Regions from separate parts of the Mus musculus genome. Here region 1 is linked to region 2. A link is a loop called in an ENCODE intact Hi-C map of the cell type or tissue named here. Cell type or tissue: left cerebral cortex. All regions are shown on one strand. Links, peaks and the distances in the headings refer to the core of each region. The heading gives the core; the rest is flanking DNA.

Region 1 (15,003 bases), core at 2,963-10,962, 120 kb before region 2:
TCAAAACAGAAACTTTTATAAAGCTTTCTAGAAACTCGTGTTATACCTTAAATTCATTCACACTGTTGAGAAATGAAGACATCTGACCTCTTTATGAGCCAACGCTTAGAAGCAAACAAGACACAATTAGTTAAGCTTTTGAACTGACAAGTCACGTTGCCCACTCTTTGTCTGAGTCTGTAGAGAGGCTGGTCCATCTGTAACCATGAGCGGCAATATGCATGGCAGCTAGTTGCTAAGTGGCACAGCCTGCGTTTCCAGGGAGGGTGAAGAATGCCATATGAGGGTTTGGTAACTGTTAGCCTTAAGACAGTACTTCTTTGAAGACCCCGTAATTAACATATTACAAATGAAATCACAAATGAGATGGTTTCATTAGACAGGGCACACTAGAAATGATGACGCTCCCAGGCTCACTTCAGGAACGCTAAGATCTGTTTAAAGCCTATTCCCTTGGAGATTAAAGGGGAATAGATATGAGCTTGGAATAGAATTAGGAAGTTGGTATTTGAATTTTCAGGGATCAATGCCTGTAAACCACTATAAACTCTTCCACAATGAAATGATGGCTTAGCCTTGCATAGATAATGATAATCTTTACATGAATGAATTTTAATCCTTTCAAACTCAAACATATGCTAATATTTACATACAATCCTTATTTGATACTTCTTACCACAGACCTTCAAACTACTTAAAAACTATGTTTGTTTATTTCTTATTTGTGTGTGTGCATGTACCCTATGCATGGAGTCAGAGGACAACTGTGGAAGTCTAGTCTCTCCTTCTACGAGGTGGGTTTGAACTCAGGCCATTAGGCTCGGTGTTACTTTACCTACTGAACCATCTCTGCAGCCTTACACTTAAATAAGCAAACCCAACAACACTCTTCACAGTTTTTCTGGTCTTTTGGTGCTAAGACTAAGAAGTATGCTGACTGAGAGCTGGAGATACAGTTCTGTGGGGGAGCACTTGCGTAGAATGTATGAAGCCCGAGACTTGATCTCTAGCACCGCAAAGCAAAGAGAGAAAACTGGCATCGCTGAAGAAGGGGGCGAAACTGTCTTATGAATTTTCAATGTGAAAACTAGATGCAAAAACTAACTTGACTATAAAAAAAAATTCTTGACTGTTCTTAAGGAAATTGTAGATCTGGCTGAATATTCCCAATGGGACACTGAAGGACTTAAAACTTACACTCAGGCACTGGAGTTGGAGAATGGAGCCTGGGTCAGTAGTTGTCTTTTGTTCCCTAAATCAAAGGATGATGGCTTTGAAATGTTACACTGTGTGGGGATCATAGACTCCTAAAGGAAGAGTTGTCCTCAGGCAAAGGGCAAGGCAGAGAGAGAGACTCTGTGAGCTGCTAGTGTGAAGACTTCCTATATGCAAATAGTCTCTTTAGCTCATCTTCCCTCTATCCATCTGTATAGATAGAAATGAACTGTTAGCATGTCAGGATGAAATTTCCCATTACAGATGTGAGGGCTATTTAACTGTATCTTCATAAAACAATTACACAGCATCTGATGCTATGTATTAAAAACCAGTCTCTTGGGGCAGACCTGGAGATCATGTGTAATGTAGTTCCAATGAAGAAAAGGTCTTGAGATTCAAGGAATTGACTTTCAAATGAACTTTTGGAATGTGCCCAGGGGAATAGTTGCATTTCATGAGAGGCATAGGCTTACACAACTGGCTCTCTACACCTTTAATGCATGCACTTAAAAGAAAATCCCACTCCCCACAGTCTGGTGGTGGTAATGAATAAAGCCACAGACTGAAGAACAAAGAGAAAGCGAGAACTCTGTAAAGCGAGACTGTCCTCAGTGTGGCTGGCGCCTGTTGGGATACTGAGGACACACTAAGCCCTGTTTACAGTATCTGCAATATAAGAATATCACCTCCTTCCTAGAGTTGGGATGAGAATTAAATAAGGAAACAAACACAGAAACTCCTTGAGCACTAAATTTTATGGTTGATGAGAATAAGAATTGTTTATATCATACCGAGTACCAGACACATAACCAATAGCAACCAATGTCTTGGTTCATATGACAATTACTTATGGTTGTCTCATCTCTGCTTTATACTATAATTATATTGTGGGCTCATGTAAAAGTTGAACGAATTTGAATCATCTGATCTTTTGACACAATTTTTATATAAGGGAGACAAACTAAATACCTGATTTGAATGACAGAATGGCTTGTAAGCTTATAACTATAGGCAAATGTATATATTTATGGAGGTGTGTGTTTATATATATACACGAATGCATACATTCCCAAAGTGTCACTCCTTATTTAAATTATGCTGAGTTATGTCAAAATCAGGCTCAGATGGTCCTATCAGATGCCTGTCGTATGATGTATGTGTGTTCCTCCGAATGCCTTAAAAATTCATTAACACAAACAAATGGCTCAAGTCCAGAGTTAGACAAGTTTCATATCTTTGGAGGCAGGAAAGAGCTAACATGGAAAAAGATGGATTCTTGGTATTCATTTGGTACTAGAAATAAGAGCAGTTTAAATGTGGTGATATTTGCATATTGTGTTGCCATGTCTGGAATGAACACACACAGGTCTTTGATGCTGTAGTTCTGGGGTGAAAGAATAACCTCATTTACTCTGACCTACATATTTCAATTAAGATGCCTGTAGCCTTTCATTTTCTGACTCTCAACAATGTAAATGCAACAAAGTGGCTCAAGTTACCCTCATTTGGAAAATAAATTGATGGTTTATCTTCTATTTTTATACCAGAAGGGGAATATTTAAAATACTCAAGAGGTGTGGGTGTGTTGACATTTGTCTTCAGAAAGTACTGCTGGAAATATGGTGATAGCCCGTCCTCACCAGTCTACCCAGTCTTAAGAAGAACGGAAATGTTCTGGTCTATCCTGTCCGGGATGAGTTACTGATTACTTAAACAGTGCTGGTTGCTAGGAAACAGTTACTCAGTTGCAGAGCTTTCTGCAATTGTCTCTCCCAGAACTCTTGAAAATTGTCCACATATTTGTCCCAGAGCATTTTTGGCAGCATCCTTCTGTGCTTTCTGCTGAAAGCCGGTTAATTATGAGGCTTGTAAACTTGGGCCTCTCAACCACCTGCCTTCATCACAAATGCAACCCACATGCTTAGACTTGAATTGCACCATGTGGAACCCTTGTCGCTTCCCCTCCATTGAATACACTTTTCTACATTTCCAAACCTTCACCTCAGACAACCTGAAGTGCGAAAGGAATGGGACTTGTAGCCAGATCATAAGATTACTTGAATTACATGGAAACCTGCTAAAATGTTATGCCTGGATCCAGGGACCTCCTTCCTAGGGCACCAGAGAAAGAAGGAGAACACAGAAGCCAATCAGAAATGAACTGGGCTGAGTAGCTGCAGGCCACGGGCTCTGAGCACACCTTTGTTTGTTCTTTGAGACATAAGGTGCACTATTCTCTGAACAAGCCCTCATCTCCTTTTCTGTCACCTTCCCTAGCTTGGCGCACAACAGTGCACGTGGCATCTTTGTACTTATGAAGGGGCTGGGTGAGGGCTGGTGAGGGTTAATGGCATCATGGCAGGCAATGGACTTTATTTTCCTAGTCTACTGAACCAGCACAAAAAGGCCCTGCATAGACACTCTCCCTCTCTCACAGTAAAATCCTCTGGTGAATAGCACCCTGTTTCCCACACAAATACATCAGAAACCATCTTGAAAAGAACCCCCCAGCTTCATTTTTCTCTAGTCTCTGTCCACCCATCTCTTCCTTGGTGCCTAGCATTTGGTTTTTGAGGCAGCCTTTCTGAGGAGCTAAGCCAAGAGAGCAGACAAGGAAGCCTGCTGCTTATTTAGGATGCTCCACCCTGCTCATTCACATAGGAGCCAGGCTGCCAGGGAAGCTCTCAGGAAACCCCTGTGCAGATGCCTGGCACTTGTTGGCCCATCTAAAGGCAGTGTGCTGGTTCACAGGTCCTCCCCTTTGGTCTGCCTTAAGAACCTTTCCACACTCCTGGACTCAATTTCCCCCTCTCCAGAGCTCTGACCTTGCCTCTCTCCTTTTCTTTGTTCCTCTGAATTCTCTATACCTAGCTACTCTGCTGTAACCTTTTCTACCCACACTTTAGACTTTTGGAGAAAGCCCTCTAGAGCAACAAGAGATTCTACACAGATGTGACCAGAGTGCATACAAGGAGGCTACCTACCAGGGCCTGTCCTTGTGTGCAGGCAATAGGTCCCACACCATGTTCTGGCCACCATTATGGAAGGATAGTAGTAGCTTTTCTCGCTCTCCTGTTATCATTAACAGCTTCACTCTTGCTCAGCTCGCACAATCGTACTAGTGAGTCTATAATGTTCATGATGTCTGGGTAAGACTCCTCTGTAGATTCTACTTAGCTGCCAAATTATAGTTCTTACCAAACCCCAAACTTCTCAAGAGTCTGTCTAGTCCAAAAAGCGTTTTTCTTCTGAGCCTAACCATTGGATATTTCTAACTCCGACAGCCCAGCATGGTTTCAGAAACAAACACTGCAAGGGGATCCTAACTCGCCTAGAGATTCATTTTGAGTAAGCACATATAACATACAGTGCTGCCTATACATAAAGAAGATGTAGATCCACTACCATAGGAAGCTTCTCCACAAAGAGTCCACATGCCTTCCAGTGGTTCACATGCACTGATGGGCCACTGGACACGCACAGGGACAGGTAGCTGTGCTGCTTTACAGGAACGCCTTGGGGAGACCAAGCAGCATGGCCCAGGAGCCATGCCCAAGGACACAGGACTTTGGGGCATCTGGAAGGCTCATGTTGTTACCTGCTGTCTTTGGTAGGCAGAGAACGTTCTTTCTAGGTCTTCAAGGTCTAGAATTTTGAAGACTTTGGTATCATCAATTTCAGTCCATACTGTTCCATCCAATTTGTTCTAGAAACAGCAAGTTAACAAGTTCCATGATTGACAGTCATACAGAAAAAAGAGTAAGTAGGGTGGATTGTTGGTTTTTTTTTTTTTAAGTACCATTATCTCAAATTTATAATTCTACAGGATGTTCCAGTGAGCTGGTTTGAAGCAATGTATAATTATTACAGAGACATTGTCAACTAACATAGGAGCTGGTGAGAACCTTGAGTCCACACTAGATGGTCAAGTTACCCAGCAGCAGGGACGGTTGCCCTCTGAGAACACAGAGCTACAGGTGCCACCCACTCATCCACTAATGGGAAAATGGGAACAAATGGCTTACCTCAGGCAACTTGGACCAGTTGAAGGATTTCAGGGCATTGGTGGGCTGGGGAATATTCTTCTTCTTGAGTGTTAGACTCACTGGAGCACCAGGAGGTGGCAGAACTCCTCCTAAGGGAGGAGGCCCTGGGGGAGGAGGAGGACCCCCAGGAGGGAGGGGAGGTGGTGGAGGAGGAAGTGCTCCACCTGAAAGGAGTGGGGGTGGTGGGGGAGGGAGAAGAGACCCCAACCCAGAGGAAGGAAAGGGTCCTCCAGGGGCTCCGGGTGAGGGTCCTCCTGGGACTGCTGCACAGACGGCCCTCTGGAAAGAGAAGACCAAGAAAGTCAATGGAAGAAAAGTCACTGAACGACTTTAAGATCTAATCTTGTCGAAGGAATGTGCAACAAAGCACCCACATTTTTGAGGACATGGTTTTCGAGGGTAGGTAGATCTTGACCCTCATGTCTTTGGACACATTAGGGCCTGTCCCTGGAGTCTCTCTCATTTCTTGCACCATCCCACAGTTTGGCTTTATGACGTCCCTTTTCTAAGAAGCTAATGTGATCTTTCTTTGTTCTTAGGACAAGATTGGTAGTAAAAACACAACTCCAAAGTTCCTCTGCTGCCTAAGCCACAGGACGTTGGTGGTTCGAGTCCACACTACTGAGATCAACAGCGAAGCATTTCAGATCTCATCCCTACATCAGAGCTGTGTATTTCAGAGGGTCTCGTCACCCTGGTAGACAGGGGCCGGGAATCAGCCCTCGCTCACCCTGTTCAGCTCGTGGAGCTGCGCCGTGAGGTCTGCCACCTGCTGCTTAACTTGCTTGTGCTCAGTTGTCTCCTTTTCCAGCTTCTCTTTCATCTTGTTTAAGGTCTGCATCATTTCTTCCTTCTCTTGGGTCTTAGCATCACATTCTCTCTCTTTCTTCTCCAGCTTCTGTTGTAGCTCATTGTGCTCTTGATGAGAGAACAACAGGACATGAAAATGGAATTGTCAGAGAGAAGCATTTTCTTTGAAAAAAAAAAAAAAAAAACAACCTATGGGCTAAGGACGATGTAGAAGTTGTGGGTCAACCTGACCCAGGTATCATTCTTCACTGAAGGGCAACTTAGGAGCTAAACGGTGCCTGTTCTGGGAAAAGGCCTCATACAACTATTCTAGTAACTGCGTTCTGGGAAAGACTGAAGAAAAGACCTTAGAGCCATGGTGCCAAAAATGAGAAGAAAAAAAAAAGTTTGAGCAACTTCTCATGGAAAATGTTGCCTTAATTCTGGATCCTGTCATACTGGTGGCCTCACAGCGACATTAGGGAAGATGACTATTGAAAAGCAAAGCCCCTGCTCACATACTAGAAATGGGTCAGGGAGAAGGGCAGCTTTGGTGGATGAGATGTGCCGGCTTGTCTCCCACTAGCCAGAGGAGGAGTCTGTGCTACAACAGAGAGCTGCTGGCAGGCCCAGTGTGTACTGTGAAGCTGAGTCAGGTCCCCTGCCCTCCTGCAAGGCGACCTGAACTACTTTACGATTCTGGCAAGAGATTATTAAAAGTAGTAAAAGCAAACATTATTGTCTCCATATTCAGTATCTAAAGGGTAGCAGCACTGATTACCATGGGAACCAAGGACTGAGAGGGCAAACAGCAGCTCTCAGGTGTGGTTTGTGACTTCCTCGGGTGTGGAAGGCTCAGGGGTCAGAGGACGGAGGAGGGGGACAGGAGGAGGCATCTAATTCAGAGTAATGCCATTCATTTTGCCAAGGAATATAAAGCTGTAGGAGGGGTGTTGGGTTTCGGAAGCGAGCAATAGTGAAGTTTAGGCTGCAGGTTTGTACTTCAAATACTTCCTCAAAGCCTCTTTTCCTGCCAGCGAGTGCACTAGTGACACCGCCCACTGGGGCTGAGCAACATGCCGCCGCCGCTCTCTACTTCTGAACTTGGTAACACATTTAAGCTCTTACTGAGGTTCCCTCCTCCATGGCTCTCCAAACTGGAATTTGCAGGAAGGTGTGAGCCATGAAAATCCTTGAGTTTTATCAGCTTTCAAATAAAAAAGAACCTCCCATCAGGTCTACCATTACACTGATGCATGACTCCAGTCCGCATCTAATCCCAGTTCCCTCTTCTATCTCCACTTCACTGATAATTAAGTGATTCGGGACGTTCCTTCCCCACTTTCCTCACTAGTCTTTTGACAAATCTGGTTATACCTCAGATGCAGTGAGAGCTCCTAGCAATCCAAGGCCACTGGCCAAATCCCTCTGTGACCAATCTAGAAGGTAGGTAGGGGGCGGAGTAGGGGGCGGGGCTTAGAGACTGGTTGGGTCAAACTCCTTGATGATCCTGGGATGATGGCAGGTTTGGCAAGTGCCAGCCTGTAAACTGTCTCCCAAACTGGCATCATTTATTGTTCATTCACTGAGGCTTTCTCGATCCCTTCTCAGAGGCCTGGCCTCCACAGCCTTCTCCCTCCAATAGGCTCCAACTTCAGTTCAAACAGCTTCCTGTCTCCTCCTCTGAATGCAATCTGACTTCGTCAGTTGAAGCTCCCAGACAAGAACTCATTTTATCGATAATCTCTCTTCTCTTCTGTTTGACCATAACTTTACAGACCACCTCATTCTTCCCACTGACCTTGGAGATTTTCTCCTGTGCCATCCTACCCCTGAACCCTTGTAATGGTTGCTGTGTAGTTAGTATGTGCTCCACTAGGCTCATTTTCCATTTATTTTATTTTATTTTTCGCTTTCCGTGTTGTGAAAGAGGAGATCACAGGAAGGAAGGTGGGGGTCAGATGCCCACTGAGAAGCTAGTACAATTCAAAGGTGTCCCCTGAATGTACGGCTGGATGACCCTAAATCTCCTGTCCCAAATGCACTCAACTGTGAGCTCAAACCTACACACATTAGAGTGCGTTCTTGAGCGTGCATTCACCGACTGCTCTCATTTGCTTTCCAGAGCTGTGGTAAACAGCAGGACCAAAAGCAACTAATGCAAGAAGGGCACATTTCCTCTTATACTGCCAGGTCTCAATAGGTCATTGAGGGAAGACAAGACAGGAACTTGAGTAGGCGCTTGAAGCAAAAATCACAAAGTGCTGCTTGCTGGCTTGCTCTTAGGTTCACAGTCAGCTATCTTTCTCATACAGCTCAGGCCTACAGCCTAGGGGTGGCACGGCCCACAGTGGGCTGGGCTCTCCTACATCAATTTTCAACTACGAAAATATTTCAAAGACATGCCCATAGGCCAGTCCGATCAAGGCAACCCTTAAATAGAGACTGCCACAGATGACTCTGGGCTGTGTCAGGTTGGCAGGTGGACTGTGGCCGGGCGTGGTGGCGCATGCCTTTAATCCCAGCACTCGGGAGGCAGAGGCAGGTGGATTTCTGAGTTCGAGGCCAGCCTGGTCTACAAAGTGAGTTCCAGGACAGCCAGGGCTACACAGAGAAACCCTGTCTTGAAAAAAAAAAGAAGGTGGACTGCATTCTCCTTCACCTAATCTCTCTTTTTGTCTTGGCCGTAGACAGTGTGCCTCTTCTTTCCATTCACAGTGGATTCTGGGATGTACTGTAAAGAGCACTTGAGAGCAATGTGGGTAAAGAGCGGCCACAGTTTGCACAGCAGCCCCTGACACTTCTGGCTGCGCTGAGGAAATGGGGTGTGAGAAAAAGGAGTGTTCAGGCCACCTCTTGGCCACGTGCTTCAGATCATCATATCCTGGGTGACTGTGGCTGTATGTCACCAGCGCTGACTGAATGACTCTGACAAGTGGAAGGAAGTCCACCATCCATGGTGAGGTGTGGGGGAGTGTGGCTGTTTTCCCAAAGGTGACTTTAATTTGCTAAGCTTCTGAAGGAGGGAGGCAAGCTGTACGCTTCTGTGAGTGACTGGCACCAGGAGGAACATGAATGTCTGTCCCATCAGAGGCTGAGAACATCAAAGGCATATTCCAGTACCTCTATAGGCCGGCCTGCTAACATTCATAAGACATATCTACAGCGGCCGTTCATTTTCTACATGGTGTCTCTGCCCATGACTAGAGTCACATTACGGCCATGGAGAGAACAGAACTGCTAGTACCAAGGTGCCTAACGGTTTTGTCCTAAGACTGTAGAAACCTAAACCTTCTTGCTGTATTTATTCAAACCCAAAACACTTTAAGTGAAGCGTGGCTGTGAGGTGGGGGCTTGTGTGCTCTATAGTTTTAAGGAAATCTTAAGTTAATGACTTCTTTTCAAAACCTTTAGTGAATGAGTGAGTGTGCGTGCGCACACACTTAAGTGTATGCAGAGGGCACACGCTGAGTACAGAAGTAAGAGTCAGTTCTCTCATTCCATTCCGTGGGTCCTGGGGATCAAACTCAGGCTGTTAGGCCTGGCAGCAAGGACCTTTATTGCAGAGCCATTGTAGGGGCCCTTAAAATAAAGCACCAACAATTTCCACCTTTGTTTTCAATGATAAATTCTACACAGCAAATGTTACAATCTTTTCTAAAATTATTTACAAAGTAATAAAGCAAAAGGATGAAACACCTCGGGAATAGCAAGAAAACGAAGTGGTTTCATTTTTAAAAGTCAATGCAGAATGCCCTAAGGTGTGCAAAGTGAAAGGCTACTTGATGCACAGGAGTGAGCCTGGAGCCCGGATTCCAACTCCCCAGCAGCCAGGCCTCCCAGGCAGCTTCGCCCTGCCAGGGCCACTTACCTTTCCTCATCTTCTCTGCCTGCTCTTTCCATTGCTTAACTTCATTTTCATTAACCAACCTGTGGAACAGGTAAAGGAATACTTGTAACAGAAAACAAAACGTGTGCATTGCCAGACGTGGTCTCTCTGGGCACACAAACAGTGTACTGCAGAGTCCTTGGGGAAATGGGGAAAACCCAGATGTCACCTAGATGGAGCTATGTTTATCTGCAGCTCATTTTGACCCCTAGAACCATTCATCTGGCCCCGCTGTTATTTGAGGTAGGACAAACTGATATCTCATTATCTTGCAGGTGGCATGATGAGAGACTTACATTCTTACGACGTTCTTGATATTAAAGTTTTCCAGAGGTGTGGAGTCGGGATCCTGCCCTTTGTCATTCTGGATAACTATCTGCTGTATGATTCTGTCTAACAGCAGCCAGTACTGAACTGTGTTACCACTCCTCTTGTCTAAAAAGTAAGAGAGGGAGAGAAAGCCATCTTCAGGCTGTGTGTAAACTAGGATGAGTCGCTGTCAATAGCAGGCAGGCACCCCGTAGAGCCACAGACCTGGTCAGGAGGCATTCTCCATACCCCTTTCTACATGTGCTGTAAGGCATGCATTTATTTTGAAATCAAAGTAAAATATAAGTCATTTCGTTTTGAGGATTTCATAACTGCCCTTAATCTGTGAGGAAACAAACACCGGGGAGCCACAAAGCTGAGGCTTGGGGTCCCTGGTATGCCCCAGTCTAGTTAGTACTGCTGAGAATACAGAGTATGCGCTTTGGACACTGTCCCAGGTCTCCATGGCACCCACACGGTCGGAGCACTCACAAGGCATCTGGAGGCAATGGTGCAGAATGGACATGAAGTGGGGGTAGGCTTCGCTGTGGGTTAGCCTCCTCCTGGTCAGCTCAAACATCTGAGTGGCGCTTTTTGTGTCTATGTGAACCTAGTTTATAGGAAAAACAAAGCCGAATCAAACATCCAGTTGCTTAATTCTCCAGATAAAGGAAGATGCAAATACAATCAAATCCTGCCATCTAGGTAACAGAGCAGGATGTTGACTTAGCTCACGGGTTGCACTGGCCCCCACCAACTCAGAACATGCATTTCTGAGGCAAGTCCTTTGACTTGACATGTCATACCAGAACGATTATGAGCCTACATACCAGTTCAAATCTTTTGGCAAATTCTAGTTCATCTTCATTTCGGAGCATTTCAAAAAAGTCTAAATGCCTGAAAGGAAATTGAACAAAAATGACTAAAAGCGGGATGTCTCACGACACAAGCAGAGGGGGCAGAGGGTTTTTCAAGCGTAGCTCTAGGCGCACTGAGGTGCTGTACGATGTAATCCCATCATCCCTAAGGAGGTAGCTACAGCAGCAGCCCAAGCTCAAGCCCAGGCTAGGGGCACAGTGAGTGCCTGCCTCAAAAGCAAAGGCAGGGGGTGTGGTCAGTGGTGAGTAACCACCCTGACAGGAAAGTAAGGCCCCGAGGCTCACCCTCAGCCCCACAAGGAAAAATCAAAAAGAGCCTTCCTGATTTCTAGTGCCATCTCCTAAAGAAACGGGCAACAAAACTTGAATGCCTCTGCTTAACCAGGTTCTTTCTGATGAGTTAAATAAAATCATCAGAGGGAAAAGAGGACAACTAGCCAGGAGGTAATTATCAAATCTAAAACATGTCCAGATCCCACTTGCCGACTGTTCATGGCAAAGAAGCCCATATACCTGCACTTGGCTCGCTGTTGAGCTACAGATCAGAAAATTATTCATTTCATTTATTTATTTGTACAGTTTTATTAGCCTCTTACTCTGAGTTCTACATTCCAGATGTCGCAGTCTACAGGGACAAACACACTATGTGATAGTCCGGAAGCAGCCCGTGGGCTGGCACTGCACCACCTGATGGGCGCTGCACGGACCGTCTCAGGTTGTGGCAGTAGACATTGGACTTACTTACCTGTCTAGTGTTGAATTTTCATGTTCCCTTAATTTATCTATAACAGGTTGAATTCCTAACATCAGAAATTCATAGCGAAGATGGAGCCTGAAGTCCAAACTCTCCTGAAAATTCAGACACATATTTAGGTTTTCCAACTGTGCAGTCACCGTGTAGGGAAAGCATTCTTTAATGCATCTGAGCAAGGCTGCAGTGCAAGCATCTTACCACTCCGGCTCCCTGGCTCAGCACTGCATTGATGAAGGACATGATGGCCGTCTTGAGACTTACTTCATCCCGATAACGCCCAGTGCTTTTATCCAAGTCATTAATTAACGTCTGTCAGTGATACAAGTAGAAAAATACGGGTCTAAAACATTGCCAACCCGACCTGTGCTCATTTTAAGAAATTTTATTTTTTAATGCATGGAGGTTAATTTTTTTAAAATTTCAGTCAAAATTATACTGATTCCCAGAAGTCAGGTGTGTTCACAGGAAGTATATACAAAGTACAGGAAACGTTGCTTCCTTGTCTCTATCTGCTTTCTGTTTTTGAGTAAAAATACGAGGACACAATCTCACTGTTAACTCTGATCCTAAATAAAGAACAGTACTCTGTAAACTTTTCAGGTGCGATACTGCATTCAGTGGATACAGAAGATGGGGGCTATGTTAAGATACAGGATGCTGTTACGATGTTTTATTTTATTAAATGTATTCATTTTTATTTTCTGGGTGAGGGTTTTGCCTGCATGTAAGTCTGTGCACCATGTGTGCACTTGGTGCCCACAGAGGTCAGGAGAAGCCCTCAGATGTCCTGGAACTGGAATGATGGATGGTTGCGAATCACCGCGTGGGTGCTAAACTACTGCACCTGGGCCCTCTGTAAAAGCAGCAAGTACTCCAGGCCCAGGGCTCACAGCTTTGAGTTCAGTAGATCTCTGACCCCAGACTGACTGACTGCAGAGAGTCTATTCTAGTTTCTGGTTCTTGAACCTAAGAGGAAGGGAACGTTTGAAGACAAAGTGTGAGCCCTCACTACTGGGGGAACTATTAAGTAATTCCCTCCCACCCTCAGGGCCAGCAAAAGTGCTTGTTTACATAAAGACAAGAGTTGGGGGGTGTGGGCACCAACCTGGAAGCGGGTTCTCTCGCTGGCATACTTCTGGTAGTGCAGCATAGCTTGCAGAACTTTCTTGTGGCCCCCAGGAACCAGGCACACAGCGCCCAGGATTTCCAGCACGGCCACCTTTGTTTTAATGTTCTCTGTGCTCAGACTCTGAGCAATTACATTGATACTCTCAGAATGAGCCAGGACATGGGCCCGGCCTTGAGAGTTGTTCATTAGTGCCTTTATACAGCCAATGAGGGAGGTGTGTATCCGAGACTCAGAGGTCTCATAGTCCATGGTCTTCAGAAAGTTGAGAATACATGACAGGCCATCCAAGTCGATGAATCTGGTTACAAACCTGTCAGGAAGAGAGGTGGTTAGATTTGTCCCTTTGTGCTTTTGTAACCATCCTTGATAGAAAAGCCCAGGGGAAAGGAAGTCGACTCACTTCCTGAAGAACCCAGAGGCTTACATTAATGAGGCCTTTGTAACTCTTTGGCTCTTCCATGGCACAGACCCAATGGCCTGTCTAACTAGACTGTGGAAAGGAAAATCTCCACTGCAGGCAAGGCACGCACCTCAGTGGTACAACGAACCAACCAACAGATTGTATCTTCACACAAAGCCAGGAAAGTGGCAGTTGCTCAGCAGATACCTATTTCCCTCCCCTCCCTGGCACTGGGTATTGAACTCATGGCCTCACACTTGCCAAGTAAACACTCTGCCATTGAGCTCCAGCCCCATCGCTGGACTGTCTCTCCTGTGCTCGGCTAAAAGTCATCTGCTGATCTGAGTCACCGCAGCACATATTGGTGCATTGCCCTAACCATGGCCCCTTCTGGCCAAAGAGCAGAATCTTTCAATTCTACTGCTCATCAGACAAATGACTGCTTTTATTCCTGGGGTGTTTTATAGCAAATGCCTTCTTTTATATGACCTGCTACGTGGAATCCTAATATATAAAACTGGTTAAGAGCCAAGGCTTTTCATTGTGAATTACTTTTATCACTATTTAGAACCCTTACTGTTAAGTAGACGAGGATTCACAGTGAGTGCGTACGTGTGTGTGTGTGTGTGTGTGTGTGCGTGTGTAAGCCCCGGGCCAGTGCAGAGATAACACACCCTGCTTATCTGACTATCCAAGGAGCTTCTGTACTCCTCAGCTTCTGAGAGTTCACAACAGGCTGAGAAGTGGGGAGTTCGTCCTCATGCCTGGATAACCCCCATCAAGTGGTTGTGCGGTGCTCAGGACATCTTTTTAAGTTTGCATTTTATTACTAAAGACAGAATATATCATTCGACCCAACCTCATGACCCTTCACTCCTGACACTAGTGTTAATGAAATGCAACCTGTAAAACCCTCAAAACCTCACTGAGCCCTGGAGACCTCAGTGGGCAGTGATGGTGTAGGAGACATGGAGTGGAAATGGTTATCAGAGAGAATTCACTCCTTGCCAGAATGTCAACCCATCTTTATTTTTAATAATAGTTTTGTTGACATGCACTTCACATGCCATAAAATTCATTGATTTAAAGAGCACAATTTAGTGGTCAAAAAATATCCCATGGTCTATGTTATCTGTCAGCTGATGGGGACATGGGCTGCTTCTACTTTAAAAAAAAAAAAAAAAGCTACTTTGAGTAAGGCTGACAATGACCATGACAGGTGTTTGGGGCCAATCTCCATTTCCCTTGTCTACACACCTAGGAGGACAGCTGTTGGGTCATGTGACAGTACTATGCTTAACGCTGAGGGACTAGCTACCCTACTCCATTCCCAAATGGCTGCACTGACATTCCCAAGAGCAATGACTGATGGCCGTGACATCCCTGTGCTCTAGCCTTCCCTCTCCTCGCTCCCCTTCTCCTTTCCCCTCTGTTAGAAAGGTTGCCCATCCTAGGCACTGTCTGCATCTCTTTTAAAAGGAAAGCATTTATCAAACGTTCAGTGATCCAAGTGGCTACCTATGGTTCAGTTACGTGCTTTTAAATTTAAGAGTCCCAGCAAGGTTTGACCATTGCAGCAAATAGGAGAGAG
Region 2 (15,003 bases), core at 3,357-11,356:
AAGGACTCACTGGGATCATCCAAATCAGACCCCCACACCAGGGGGCATTTCCTTTCCCTGTGTGGGACTGCAAAGCATGAGCAGGTACAAAGACTCCATCCGGAGTATCAAACATTCAGAGTCGGAGTCCTGGCAAATGTAAGTCATCTACAGATGGTAACTTTAAAGCTACTTGTGATTATTCATTTCCTCTGGCCCCTAAAGACCTGTTCCCTCAGTGTGCGCATTGCGTACTGTCTGTGGGGAGCCCTGGTGTGCCTGTCCCTGAGTGTGTGCATGCTCTGTGAAAGCTGCCTATCCCTGACAGTGTGCACACTCTAAGTTAGAGGAATTCCTGGCCCCAGAAGACTGTAAACAAAGACAATCCAGAGGGAAACTGGTGATAAGATAAATGAAATCCAGTAACTCCTGGTCCTCCCTCCACCTACTTCCCTCATCTGGTTCCATTAGAAAAACAACCTGAGCCCTGGTGGGAGAAATGCAGTGTGAGCCATGCTCTCAGAGGCCACTCCACCTTGTTCTGGGCTCTGGAGGATGCCACAGAAGGCCAAGGACGGTGGCTCCCCTGATACTGAAGCAGGCCATGTGAAGGCAGCCCCATGTCCCTGAGAACAGGGTTAGCAAATTATAACCCAGAGGAAAATGGATAGATGGATGGATATATATATAGATTAGATACATAGGTAGCTTGATTTTAATTTCTAATCAGTCCTTGACAGAAAATGTCACAGGCAAAGCAGTTCTGAAGTTCACAGGTATGTTACCTACTCACAGAGTCTGAAGCCTCAACTGGGTCACAGAATTTTTCTAGTTCACTCTAGTCTCTACTCTTGATCTCAGAAATACAAACACAGGGCTGGAGAGATGGCTCAGCATTAAGAAGACTCACTGCTCCCGCAGCGGACCTAAGTTTGATTCCCAGGACCCATGTGATGGCTCCCAACCGTCAGTAACTCCAGTTCCAGGGGAGCTGATGCACTCTGGACTCCAGGGACACCTTCCAAAAAGCGGTGCACACAGACTCATGCAGGCACACATAGACAAATTAATTGAGTCTTGATTAAAAATGCAAACGGATAAAAGCAGGCCTGCCCATTTAACCTTCAGAGAGCAGGCTGCAGTCAGCCTCAGTCACTGGCTGCCATTTCAAGCATTTCTGTCTTCTTCATCTTTCCTGACTTAGCTCACAGTAGCACTGGGCGCTAAGCACTCGGGGAGCACTCCTGTACAAACAGACTGCCACATGCTAACAGGACGGCGGGGTAAACCAGACATGCCAGTGGGAGATTTTGCCTCCACCATCCTGAATTAAATAAAAGCTATAATACTGGATTACCTACAGCTGTTAATCCACTGTCTTGTTTTCTAAAAGTCTAAAGAGCTGTTCCTGTTCATTCAGGGTACAGTATTCTCTGCTTCCACCTTCACCTGCCTTCCAGGGATGGACTTCGAGTCTTCCAGCTTTCAGGCAAGCACTTTCCCCCCTGAGCCATCTATGTGCAGGCACATGAGAACAGTCAGGCTAGTCTGGTAATTGCCACCAACTGCTCCTCTCGGGTACAAATCTGCAGGAACTTTATGGGACAACAGGGTGTGAGAGACAACTTCTATGGACCCAGGGGTTTCAGCAGGGGAGAACCCAGAAGCAACCCCAAAACACTTACTGTTAATACCTGCCATTCCCCAGGGACAGAAAAACACAAGACTGCGGCTTTTGGCAAACTGTTAGTGAGCTGTCTCTAGTTCTGACCCAATTTTCGCAAGAGGACAACTGACACAATTCCTTGGCAAACCCTTGCCTCTAGCAGGGTCTGAAGAAACTAAACTCTGTCAGTTCATTTTATAATATGACACTTTCGTTGCCCCTGGCAGTGATGGTTATGCTCCAAAAAGCTGCGATGCATTATCTAGTTTCAGTCTGCTTGGTAGCCAAAAGTATGAGTGTGTACATGCACACTCTCGCACACACACAAACACACACCGTGGTGAGTCACAGGTGCATGACTCAAAAATAAGGTGATCTAACCATAATATAGAACTGGTCTGTATATCTCTAACAACACAAGCCTAACCAATAACTAGACCTTAAAAGCCCATGTCTACAAAATGGAAAGTAACCAGATGTTTGAGCAACAAAACTCAAAGCTAAGACCTGAGCTATCTACTTTTGGATGTCTAGACTCAAAGCACCCATGAGACAGGCACTGTTTGCCAATTGCATCATAGGTATTTTCTTCTGAAGTGAAAAGGACAAAGAGCAGTTTAACAGGTGACCCAAACCGTGTGCCTGGCAGGAATAGAAGGAACTTCGACTCCAACCTGGTGCAATTCACAGAAGAAATGAACTCTGGTTCTTGCTAAAGGTGAATGACATACTTAAGAAATGTAGCCAGATGGATGGGGTGGGAGAGAAAGCTCCCGAAGTCTATGTCTGGCACAGAGGTATTATGTCTTAGCAGCCTAATGGCAAACAGGCTTGTGTTTGCATTTTCTCTTCCTGGCAATCTCTGCTATTACAGTGCAGCTTGCCCATTATCCCCCTAAATTACCAAGTTTAAGCTTTAGTCAACTGTCTACATCAAATATTGTCAGTGTTGCACAATATTGAGTTCTATGCCAAAAGAGGACGTCAGGAAGTCACACCGACTGCATTGGAAATGAAACTCACTTCCCTAGGTTTCCACATTTAATTCACAATGGTAGCTATGGCTTAAGAATTACAACTGTTTACTTGGCTCCAAATTTGCTACAATATAATGAGCCTCTCTTTTGAGGTAGGGAGAAGGAGAAAGGGTTATTTTAATGCCTAAGGATATTCAATATCAGATTGCATGTTTAACTACTGCTAAAGTTTTCTCTCTTTTTTTTTTCTTCAAAAGAGCTTTCACAGTTTACCTTAAAAGGGAGGGAAACTAAGATGCTAGGCTCCTCTTAGCCTCTTAGCTGTTAAAGTAGGCATCTATTGCCCTTTACTAGGTGAGAAGCCTGTACCCAGATGATGGATGCAATCCAGTGGAAAATTATCCTCACAAATAGGGTCTGAAACTGGACAGTCTCCAAAAGATTTAAATATAGGATATAAATATATTTCCTTTTTTCAGATACTCTGTCTATATGAAATATATATTTATAAAATATAGCAAAAAGGAAATTCAAAAGCTCTATCATTCGAGTGCTACATATGGGGCTGGATGTGTAGCTCCACTGATGTTCCTTTGTAGCATGCACAAAGCAGGTATAGTAGCACAAGGCTATAATCAAAGCACTTGGGAGACAGAGGGAAGAGAATCAAATGTTCAAACCTGTCCTCTACTGTATTTAAGGCTAGCCTAGGATACATGAGACCCTGTCTCAAAAATTGAGGGTAGGGGGTGAGGTGGTGGGGACAGAACCCTTGTTGCTGTACTCTTAAAAGATTTGACAAACTCAATCCATTCTTACATTAGGAAGCAAACTCCCTTGGAGATGCTCTGTTCTCTGCTCCTGGGACACCGGGAAGGGTACCAGGAAATAGAAGGTGGACACCACCCTTCTCTGCTGTGGGCAGAATACAGGTCACTGAGATCAACTGGCATCTCACCTTTAACTGAGCTCATTTCAGCAGGGATACTAAGGAGGTGAAGACATGCTCTCTCAGCAACCTGGACCACAATATACATAAAGGACAATACACTCACTAAGTAACTCCAAAATTGATTAACTCCACCTCAGCCTGTTCTGCCAACCAGACTTAGAAGCCACAAGCAGAAACAAAAGACCACTGAAATGAAGCCTATGCAATCCCTTCAGCTCCTTAAAAAGGACGGACGTTGTGAGTATTTAGCTTTGAAATTATCCAGGACGTTTTCTTCCATTACTGAGTTAACACCAGAACAAGTGACAGTAATTCACAATCCTTATCCCAAGGGGGTTGGGGGCGAGGGGGGCAGGGAAGCACTCTCATTTCAACTGTAGTGCCCTGTAGAGAAAACAAGTTTGGCAACCTCAGCTGGCAAAGTTTTGTTTTGTTTTTTTCCTGAACTAATAGAAATAGACTTAAGATTTAAAAACACGGAATAGAGGATGCTAGGGAAGACCCCCCTCCCCCCAGTGGCAAGCTCTGTGGGTCATTTTCTGAACGGAACACCTGAAGCTCTCAGTGATACTGAGCTTCGTCCCTCCCATCCAGCTGCAACTTTGAAATGTTTTCACAGAAGAACCTGAGATCCTCAAGCCAAAACCATACTCTAAATATTTACAAAATGAAACGGTTTTAGTCTTAACTGGGTTTTGTTTTTAAGCACCTTATTTGTTCTAGGAGGCCAATGACTAACACTAGGAGCAGTGTTTTAAACAAAGTAGCTCTATCCACAAGCACACTCTCAACACTCAGAACTATCCACCAAGAGGAGAAAGCCAGGATTCCAGTTCCACTCAAGGACGTGACCCTTCTCTATCACCTCTCTCAAGATGGTTCCAGTTTTCCAGACCCACAGGACGTGACCACCGCATACCAGCTTTACCAACACCACACTAATGTCCTCTCCTAGACTTGGCCTGGACCGGCAGATCCTGTTTATAGAATCGCTCTGCCCCAGATGACAGACTGCGGTCTCCCAGCAACTCTAGGAGCCACTGGTGGCTTGACAAAAGCGGCTATCTTTGCCTTTGTCTTTCTCCTTAGTTTCCTGCCATCTGCCTTCTGGGAAAATTATCTAGGCCAAGGAAAGTACTACTAATAAAAGTATCTCTTTAAGTGTACTAAGAAATTATAACAAGAAAAACAATAACCTATGTAGGTGAATTAGTTCCAAAATTAGTTATAAAATAACTATATATATATCATTTTTATATTCATGGAAAGAACTGTAGCAAGGTGTAGGTACTAATCAAAAAAGGGGGGATTATTACAACAAATTACATAACTGTCAGGAGAAAAAATACAAACCTTGGATTTCTGATCCTCCTTAATACCCATTTAACACATGCTTATTAAAAGACCTGTTCCAAATTCTGAAATGGTTAAGAAGACAAAGACCTTGCCTTCAAAAAGCTTAGCACCAAGAAGCATTGACAAGCAAGCTAATAAACGAAGGACATTTTGCTGTCATTATAAATCCGAGAACAAAAATAAATACATAAACAAGAGAGTGCTAACTTGTGCTAGTGCTGCCTCACAGTGATGTAACTAAGCTTAAGACGGTGAGCATTATCCACTTGGCACAACAACCAAGTATTAACCTGCACATGAATGCACTTGCATAGACACTCCTATGCACACCATCCCCCATTTCTGAGAGATACCACACTTGGAAGAGAATGCAAACAGGAGATGAAAAACAAACATCTTAGTATAATTTAAATGCCTTTTGTTCAGTTAAGTTACAAATAAACTACATTCATTGTGAATCTGCAAACCATAAAATCTAAGCAACTAATTATGACTAAAACATAAAAGTCCAGATGCTGGGATAATAGGAGTATCAAGTGTATTATAAATTTTAAAATACTACTATAGCTGTCCTGTCCATTTATGTAACAGTTACCCCAAGGATCTTGGTTTGGGGGCCAGCAACACAAGTTGAATGCTACAATGTCAGAGCTGAATTTAAGCCTTGTGTTATTTGGAGGAGGAGTCATTTTCCAAGTCTCAAAACTTTAAACCTAAAACCAACGTTAGGAATTCTCTGAACTCCCCTGTCTACATTATCAATGAGATGACAGGTGCTCCCAGAGGTAACTGTTAGCCCACAGCAGGACATCACATAAAATGCTGGCACAGGACCTAGGGCTCCTGTTTTCAGCCTCCAGAGTTCCACTTTAAGGATCTTCAGCTGGAGTTTAGATTTCATAAAAATTGCAATGTCTCTGTTCTCCATACCTCAACTTCAATTATTAATTGCTCTGTCATTTACAGGTAATGGTACTTCAGGTAATTGCTGACCAGGGAGCTGTGTAGGCCTGGGAAGAGTGACCTTGTTAAGTAAATTGCCTCCAGCACTATTAACTATGATAATGATGGAAAGATACAGTTCACTCGTTGGAGGAAAAACATCTTCCAAATTTAGTTTACCTTAGAACAAAAGCCCCAGACAATTCGCTTTGAGATGATGTATAGGCACATGGGAGGGGACAGGTCCAAAAATATGGTGTCCAAGCTATGTAGGAAAGAATATGGGGGAGTCCCAGAGCTGCTAGGAGGGTGAGGAAGAGGGAGCAGCTGGGCCCAGGGCAAACATTTGACCACACCCCCCCGACCACACCCTCCCAGCTGCCCGCAGAGCCACAACGAATTGAAACAGCAGTGCGAGCTGTTAAGATTCCAAAGGCAGAAGTCGCCATGGCAACCGGATTCGTCTTGCAGGCAAACTATGCTTCAATTCACTAGGTCCGGCTCAAATCTCAAGAAACTACCAATTCAATGGGGGCAAAACGGTCACGGGCAGCATTTGCTCTGGATGCTCTCCCAACATTGACGGTGGAGGAGAGAGACTGAGAGGAGGAATCTATTTCTGAGCACAGTAAAACATTTTATGGGGAGGGGACAGAACGTCCCAAACCTTGATTGTAAGCAACGTGCAAAGGACCGTAGAAGGGTTTGATGAATGTGAGTAAATGAACGAATGGAGCTGACGCAAAAAGGGAAAAGAAAAGCCAGAAGACTTTCGAGTTGTCCAGCCGGGCCGGGTCCGGTCGGGTCGGGCCCGGCCTCGCCTCGCCCTGCTCTCCTCTCTAGTCAGAAGACAAGCCAATCCCAAACAGCTGGTTTGGGCACCAGTTAGATAAACCCGATTATCCAGCCCTCCTGCCCCCACAGCGAACCTTATCATTAGGTTATCCACCACCCCATCACCACCATGGTTCTAAGGAGAGCGTTTAGCCCACGCCCAGGTGCCCTTTGCAGGGCTCCATTTGGCAGAGCCAAGACTGCGATACGCCCCTCGAAGCAGGACGCGGGGAACCCCATCCAGTCCCCCGGAGACGCAGCCTCCCCGCGCCGCAGCTAGCCGCCGGCTCGCGGCCTCCGCAATGCCAGGTTTCCTTCTTCTCTCTGCACACAGTAAACTCGGAGACTGCCTGGATTAGTCAGCCCCTCCGTTTTGAGTATGACTTGACCCGAAGGTGATAGGAATGGTAGGGGAATCGCGGTCACGGCCATGCCCACGGATCTTACAGAGCCAGCGGCCCAGGAGCGCCGCCCGCTGCCGCAGCTCCCTCAGCCCTGGCCCCGGGGAGCCTGTGGCCGGGAAGAAGAGAGATGTACCCGGCCGGCTCCACGGCCACCGAGCGCCTCGGAAAGAAAGAAGGGAGGGACCCCATCCTCGGGGATGCCTTCCTTCAGGCTCGCCTCGCTCCGAGCCGTGCTGCAGCCATTTTCCAAAGCCTAGATTGGCAGCTCGTAGCTGTCTCGGTCCTGTTCCCACCCAAACCCAACCTGAAGGACGAGTTTAATATTTACCTACTGGCCCCGGAGCTCCGGGAAGCAGCAGGAGGGCGCGCCGCGACAGCGCGAAGAACCAGCACGCCCACCCCGCGCCACGGTGCGGTGCCGCTAATGAATGAGTGCGGCGGGCGAGCCGAGGAGTCCCCTCACCTGAGCAGCCGCTGCATGCTGGAAAGGCCGCTCTGCGCTCCCGGTACAATGGGATCCGGTTAAACAGTTCCCTTCACAGCCGCTCGTAGGTTACCAACTCGCAGGTGACATCACCCTCGTCTCCTCTGATAGGACACAAGGTGGCACCCACTGCGCATGGACGCTTTGACTCGCCTTTAGGATTCTGGATGTTGTAGTCCTAGTCCTACAGACAGAGCCGAAACAGTCTCTCCATCCTCACGCTCAGGAACTACATTTACCGAGGTGCATCTCTGTCCCTCTGTGCCAGCCCCCTCCCCGCCCCCCAGACCCGCCCCCTCCCCGCCCTCCAGTTTAGCAGAACCAGTGGTGGTCAGTCAGAAGCCTAGGGGCATAATGTTTGGGGAAGAGGGCGAGGCACCCAGCGGCCGTGCCCTTTGACTTGACCTCTGATCCTGCCAGCGGGTAGGCTGCAGGACCAAGGGGCGTCCTGAACTCGCGCACACCCGCCAGGCACTTCTGTTCGGTTGGGCTCTCCTGCCCCCATCTGGGAAGGGTCCATAAAAGCCTTTCTCTTCCTTCCCTGCTCAAAACCACTAATTCATAGGACTCCAGGGGTTCTGGGTTGAATACTGAATCAGTATTTCCTCACATCCCCAAGGATCAAACAACGCCAGCCGCGGAAAAAAAGGAATCTCCTTGAACCACACTTTGGGTTAGTTCACCTTCCTCCTCTCTTTCCTTTTTTCCCTTTTAAACCAAGACCGAGTCGAGTGGTCAAGAAGAAAGCTGGGGACAACTTAGTTGGCTAACCTGAGAAAAACCGGCGGCTGTCACTAATGAAAATGCTGTGTAATAGAAGACAGAGACAGTCACCACAATCCTGCGTCTGAAAGCCTGCTGCTGTGGAGATAAAACTATCGAACAGCCATGCTTTTGTTCATCCCTTTAGGGACTTCCCGCTCTGGTGGCTCTCAGCTCCTCCGAAGATAACATGCATATCTCAAAGTTTTAGTTAATTACTCATATATAAAATTTTAAAATCCACAACACTCCCTCCACCCTTGTTCCCCGCACATTTCCTTTCAAAAATATAAAAATTTTAAGACCTTTAAGCAAACAGTACCCTTCAAGGATTGCCCCCGATCTTCAGACACTTTTATGTGTATTCAAGTGTTAGCAAAGGGTGTGAAGTGAAATTCTGACCCTTCTGGAAGATTTTGGTTTTAATACATAAAAGTTTTCGGTTTCATGATCTCATTCAATAACACCAAAGGTGAGAAACTTAAATAGAGGGAACAAATGTCCAAGTGTGTGTGTGTGTGTTTGGGGGTGGGGGGGGCTGTATTCATTCCACTCTCAATGGCACTGCTGTGATCAGCTCACACGCCCTCTTCCACCAGCAAAATTAAGATTTTGCTTCTCAGGAAATGAAGACTGACAATTAAAATTTCCAACTACTCTTCACCTAATTGCTGGTGGAATATCACATCACTACTTATCTTCCCTTTTCTGCTTCAAACACTAAGGCTCAAGTGAAATACGTTCTTGGAACTAGAGGAGCATCTCAGAGGAGAGGGAAAATGATGGGTTTTTTTGTTTGTTTGTTTGTTTGTTTGTTTGATTTTTGGGTTTTTTTTTTTTTTGTGTGTGTGAAAGAGGAGGTTGCTGTTGGATTCTGATCGTCTTTTGACAAGCCTATTCTGTACAGAGCAGAACCGTTTGTCTCCACAGAAGCAGGATATAACTTTGTTGCTCTTCTGATCTATTCTATTTCAAATATCTGAAGTGGAACCTAGACAACACAATTGTTCCTTTGGCCATCAGAACAAGGGTACAAGCGGTGATGCTCCAACTAATGGGTAGGCTTAATGTATTGTTCAATTGGCTGTGGGAAAATATTCAGAAAGAAACCCAACCTCACATGGTTCTAAATGTTCCCCCAATCTTATAACTGTGGAAAGCTTTTAGGTGGAAACATAATCAGTGAGCTTGGATTTTACTGAGTCAATAAACTGAACTCGGAGCCTCTCTATCAGGCAAGGTTTGTCCTTAGAGATGAAAGCATGCTGTTAAGGCACTCAGAGAAATAATTTTATAGAAGAAATGCCCTCTCTGCAAGCTCTCTTAGTTCTCTGCAATAAAAAGGAATAAACTCTTGCTCAAAGGAAAAAAAAATCCCTTCTCTATAACAGTATTACGGGGTGTGTCACATACCTCCACGTATAAAGGACAGCATGCAAAATAGACTACAAACGGAATTTGTATGTGAGAGAGAGAGAGAGAGAGAGAGAGAGAGAACTATCAACCAACTTTAAATGTAGATAATAGATAATAGAAGACTTGGTTTTCTGTTTAAGTAGTGATGAATTTAAACTGATCCCTGCACACTATTGCACCTGTAACCAAGGGAAACAAGATGGCTCTTTGGCATCAGAAATGCTATCTGTAGACCTGTAGACCTGAAATCAGTAGACTCGTAAACACTTCCACAATGGCACAAAGGAACTCCTATTCTCACACACACACACACACACACACCAACTTTCACACACTCATTGTATATGTCTGTATTCAATTCTTTTTACACAGCTCAGTCTCCGAAACCATGAAAAGCATTCATTCTCTCTAGCTAGATTTATATCCCAAGCCAGAAAGGTTTCTATATTTTTTCCTTTTATTTTTAAACAACTGATCCTGTCCTGGAATTACCTTACAAAAGACTCCACCTCACCCAGCAATCATGGACTATAAATTAGAAACACCTGGATTCATTGAGCATAGACTATCTCTACAGAGAGGGTGGGAGACAAAGGCATTGTGGAGCACGTTGCTGATATTTCAGAATAGCACCACCTGTCTCTGGTTACACATTTTACTTCAGGGAGGAAATAAGACACCAAGAGAGAAAAAATGAACATTTATCACCTTACAGGTGTTGTCACAGAACAGCTTGGTACTTCACAGCAGTTAAGGATGTATGTTGAGCCTGGCCTTAGGATTGAGCTATTCCTGTGGTTAGACCTGCACCTTTGCTTACACGTGTCACATAGTCTGTCTGAACCTCAGTCTCCTTATTTGTAAGACCATGTCATGCTTTTGTGTATTAGAGGAGGCAAGTAGAAATGCTTTTTTTTTAATGAAGCAGAGTTGAGGCATAATAAAGATGTTTTAAAGTTCACTTAAGCATGAGGGTTAAGAGCAAGGTAGGTTCTCAGAAGAAAGTGGAACACCCCTGAAAGCATGGCTGTGGGCTTTGTAAAGAGCAGCAGAAAGTAAGGTTTTCCCAAATGTGCGTTCAAGATCCTCAAAAGAGAGTCGCCATCGGCTATTGTTTGTTCTCCAGAAACTGATAACCATGGCCTTTTGCTGAAGACAACACTTATATATCTCACTGAACACAGGGAGGTTGAGCTGGCGTCTAACTAGAGCCTTCACACCTGCTGACGACTGTTCACAGTTCTGGGAGGTACTCAAGGCGAACACCAACACAACTACAAAAACTTTCCATGCACAGTGATGACCTGCCTGTATGATATGCTGGTGCGATGGTGGCATAAACATTGTCGGAGTAGCAAACAACAGTCTTATTGGATTGAAGGGCCACTCCGTGAGGCGGAAGCCATGCCTGACACTGCTCGTGTGGCCATGAACCTGAAAAAAGAGAAACCGCAAACCAAATGAAAACCTAACTGCTATTCTGCTAAAGGAACATAGCAATAAAATAACTCCTGATGACATTCTGTTAGACCGACAAATCAGTGTCTCACTCGAAGTTTTCAGCAACAGTTGAAGGGAACTAGAACAGAGACCCATAATTGGACAATATGCGAGAGATCTTGGAACTCCCAGTCCTAAATTGGATGTCCGCACCAAACCCCATCCCTCAGGGCGCAGGAAACTAGGGGAAAGAGGAGGCAGAAAGATTGTATGAGCCAGAGGGGATGGAGGACACCAAGGAAACTGTCTTCCAGGTCAAAGAGGACTGAAGAACTTAGGAGACTCAGAGACTATGGTAGCACACACAGACACGTCACAGGTCCAAACCAAATCAAGTTCCTGTGCTGAGATGAAGAAGTAGACACGAGCTCCCATCTCTAACCAAGAAGCTATCTCTAGTTGAAAATGGCTTTCAGGGAAAATTGGTTTTCTCCAAGAGAGTCTCACTGGGTATATACACTTAAGGGCAGAACTCCTGTCCAGCAGTAGATGGAAATGCAAAATAAATTCAATGGTAATGTTGTAGACTTTTTATCTCATAATGCTTTGTTTGGGTATTTTTTACCTTTCTGATCTTCTACATATATATTTTGTTTTCTAATTTTGTGTTTTTATGGTGTGTGTGTCTGTCTGTCTGTCTGCAGGTCTATGTGCTTCTCGTATTTTTTGTTTGTTTTGTTTGCCCGTTTGTTTTCTAAAGAGAGAATTCGTGGAGTTGGAAGGGCAGAGGCATGGGAGAAGATGAGGTAGGGGAAACCATAATCAGAATATATTGTATGAAAAAAATATTTTCAATAAAAGAAGAGAGAGGTACTAGAAAAACACTTCTGAAGCTGAGAACTATAAAGAGGCTGATCATCTGCAATTTTCCATGCTGGACCTAATTTTGAAATAGTTACTGTCATCTCACTTAAGACAATTCTTCTTCATGATAGTACATGGTTAGAAACTGCAGTACCTACACTTATGCTAATCCACCCGTAGATCATGGAACTTAGAAAGAAAAGAGAGGGAGACCTCCAACATGGAATGGCACTGTTCCTTGGCCCATTCTTAGATATAAAACTTCTTTTCCACAGAGTCTAGCTGTCCTGTCTCCCCAGGAGCCTCTGCCAAGCTTCCCAGCTAGGAGAGGCACTTCTGAGACTGGAGGCCGGAGTTAGAGAGAAGAACGGAGAACCTCACTCTTCCTCCTCCTCTCCAGAGAAGCCCTGGGTGGTGTTTTTGTCAGGAGTGGTGGATTTCCCTCCTCAGAGTTCTGCTTCTTCCAGGTCGTGCTGCCCTGTGTTAACAATCCCTTCTCCCTTGGTTCCTCCAACCTAGGAATGAAGACAACCCCCTGCTGCTGCTAATGTCTTGAATCCACTTGAGGCTTCTAAGATATTTGGTCACCAGCGTGGTCAGGTCTCTGTTCTATATTTGTTCTATTCTTTAAAAGTACAACAGTTTGAGAGTTTTAATGAAACGGTAACTGATATGCTCATTGTCTTCTACAGTTCCTTCAGAGACAGACAACAGGAACTTTCTATGGGCAGTTTATGCAAACAAAAGAACTTAGTAACGTTCTTCTGAAGAAACAGGCACAGACTAGTTCTAGGGCAGTGTGATGGGGGTTTTCAGAGGGCTCTAGTAGCCTGGTCTCTGTGCTGTGTCCTTTTGTTTTTCCTGTCAAATTCCTGAGTGGAGCTGATTGCCCAGTCTCAGGGCAACTATCCCTAGCTTACTACCCAAAGTCATGGTCAGGTGGATCCCTAGAACAAGAACATTGTCTTCATTTCAGAACTCATGAGGTACACAAGTGCCCACCTCTAGCAAGGACAGTCTACATCCCACAAGTCACCCAGTTGTTCCTGACACACATGGTGGCAGCCCAGTCCCTCCTCTATGGGAAGGAGATGCTGTGGTTCAGGGTGATAACTCATGACCTATCTCTGTGTGTCTGGGAGCCTTCCTGGATGGCCCCCAGCACTGTGAACCTCACTGTGACTTCATGTGACGTTACATAAAGCTGGTAACTCTGCCAGGGTCTTTATGGTAAAATGTGGTTCTTCCCGAGGAAGAGGGACGTTGGAATATTCTGGGCCAACAATTCAGTTCAGCCTCTGCAAAGGTACTTGGGAAAGCTTCATTTCACTCAGAAATGCTGAAGGATAGATGAAGGGAAATGAAATTGTGTGCAAAGGCAAGACCAGTTATAGTAATACCATCAGGCACACACAGTAAGAGGGAAGAGAAAATAGCTTTAGCCACCCAAAACTCTGCAGAATAGTCTCTGATCAGTCCCAGCACATTTGGGAAGACACTCCTCTCAAGCCGCATCCCCGCTCCATCCCCAGCCGCGCTCTACCTCCTCAGCCCCCTCCTCCTGTGTCACATATCTCAGCTCTTCCCTGTCAGCTGCTCCATCTCTGGTTGACTCATCTAGGAGACTTGCCCTGTTTAATTAAGTCTTCTGCCGCTGACCCTCTATGGCTACTTTAAATTAATTAAAATTGACAAAAGGGCCTAGATTGAGCACCCGCTGGCTGCTTTTCCAGAGGAGGAAGGCTTCAATTCCCAGCACCCAGGTAGCCGACCATGACCCTCTGTAACTCCAGTCTCAGGGATCTGATGCTCTCTTCTGGCCACACTGCAGGCGTGAGGTGCACAGACATAAATTCAGGCAACACACACACACACATGTAGAAATAAAATGAATAAAATGTTAAAACTGTCATCCCTCAGTGACAATAACCACGCTTTTTAAGTTTCCAAAAACCACATGATGTCGATGACTACTCTACTGAACCTCACATGCACTCTCATTATTTTTAAAATGGACAGTGTATCACTAAAAAGACATATAACTCCAAAGGGAAATGGCCAACGTTTTTGTGCAGGTGACACACACACACACACACACACACACACACACACACACACACGGCAGCTATATGTATTCAAAGGTGCTCAAGGTTATTAGGAAACATAAAGACCAAATAGGATGCTGCTAAAAACCATCATGTATAGAAATATACAAGGCAAACTGACGTCATAAAGGAGCAAACTTTGTTGTGCCCCAGTGCAGCTGGAAAATAATGGGCTACCTTAAAACCCTGGAAATGAAAATTGAAAATTAACAAGTGATATTCATATGAATGGACTTCCACGTTGAATGAAGGGCATGTATCACATGAGATGGTATGTATATAAAACAATACAAAGAAGTAAACGTAACTTCACAAATCAGCTCTGACAGTCGCTGAGGATTGACGTGGGTGGTGCTCTGCACTTTCTGGACCAGATACTATTGGTTTTGAGTCCTTGCTCTTTTGTATTGTCCCTGTCATGTAGTTCTAAGTTTCTGCAGAAGATGATCTCTGGTCTTGTCCCTGGAAATAACAATGATATTTCAATAAATATCTGAAATAAAGATTGCCCATGCACACAGTATTTTATATATTGTGAGACCCATTTTATTGGGGTTTCCTAATTGTGACAGTTATCAGTGTTCTCTGTAGAGAATTTAGAAAATATTGCTGCTTAAGTTTAGATCACCCACAAGCCTACCAATCAGGGAGATATATGTCTCCCCATCCCTTTTATTGAATTTAACATAATTAGCCCTTGATCTTTAGGGCATTATCAATTTTATTCTGCATCATGCATCAACTTTTTGTCTTTTTTTTTTTTTTGAGGTAGAGTGTCATGTAGCCCAGGTAGCCTTGCACTCATATGTCACCAAAGATGAC

The links. A loop is a pair of places that touch in the nucleus more often than their neighbours do. Peaks named below come from ENCODE experiments on the same cell type or tissue, not always from the same donor. Only the 100,000 strongest peaks of a DNase experiment are listed, where the experiment ranks them.
Region 1: it touches region 2 in a loop (2.6-fold over the local background); 3 of 42 quality-filtered maps call a loop at or near these places.

What each region holds. Positions count from the first base shown.
Region 1 is chr12:71,942,373-71,957,375 of GRCm38, reverse strand. It overlaps Daam1 (dishevelled associated activator of morphogenesis 1), which reads right to left. Exons shown (of 26, transcript NM_026102.3): 6 at 12,989-13,322; 7 at 12,082-12,192; 8 at 11,875-11,978; 9 at 11,082-11,148; 10 at 10,744-10,861; 11 at 10,239-10,377; 12 at 9,925-9,983; 13 at 5,995-6,182; 14 at 5,244-5,543; 15 at 4,817-4,924. Among named protein-coding and RNA genes, the nearest start is that of Gm40440, 90 kb to the left of the region's middle. In left cerebral cortex, for the core only: a CTCF peak has its summit at 7,107; DNase peaks (open chromatin) are centred at 3,037, 3,854 and 7,136; H3K27ac peaks cover 1,053 bases.
Region 2 is chr12:71,823,767-71,838,769 of GRCm38, reverse strand. It overlaps Daam1 (dishevelled associated activator of morphogenesis 1), which reads right to left and starts at 7,702. Exons shown (of 26, transcript NM_026102.3): 1 at 7,439-7,702. In left cerebral cortex, for the core only: CTCF peaks have their summits at 7,510 and 7,727 (motif pointing right); DNase peaks (open chromatin) are centred at 6,315, 7,171 and 7,726; H3K4me3 peaks cover 2,861 bases; H3K27ac peaks cover 2,387 bases.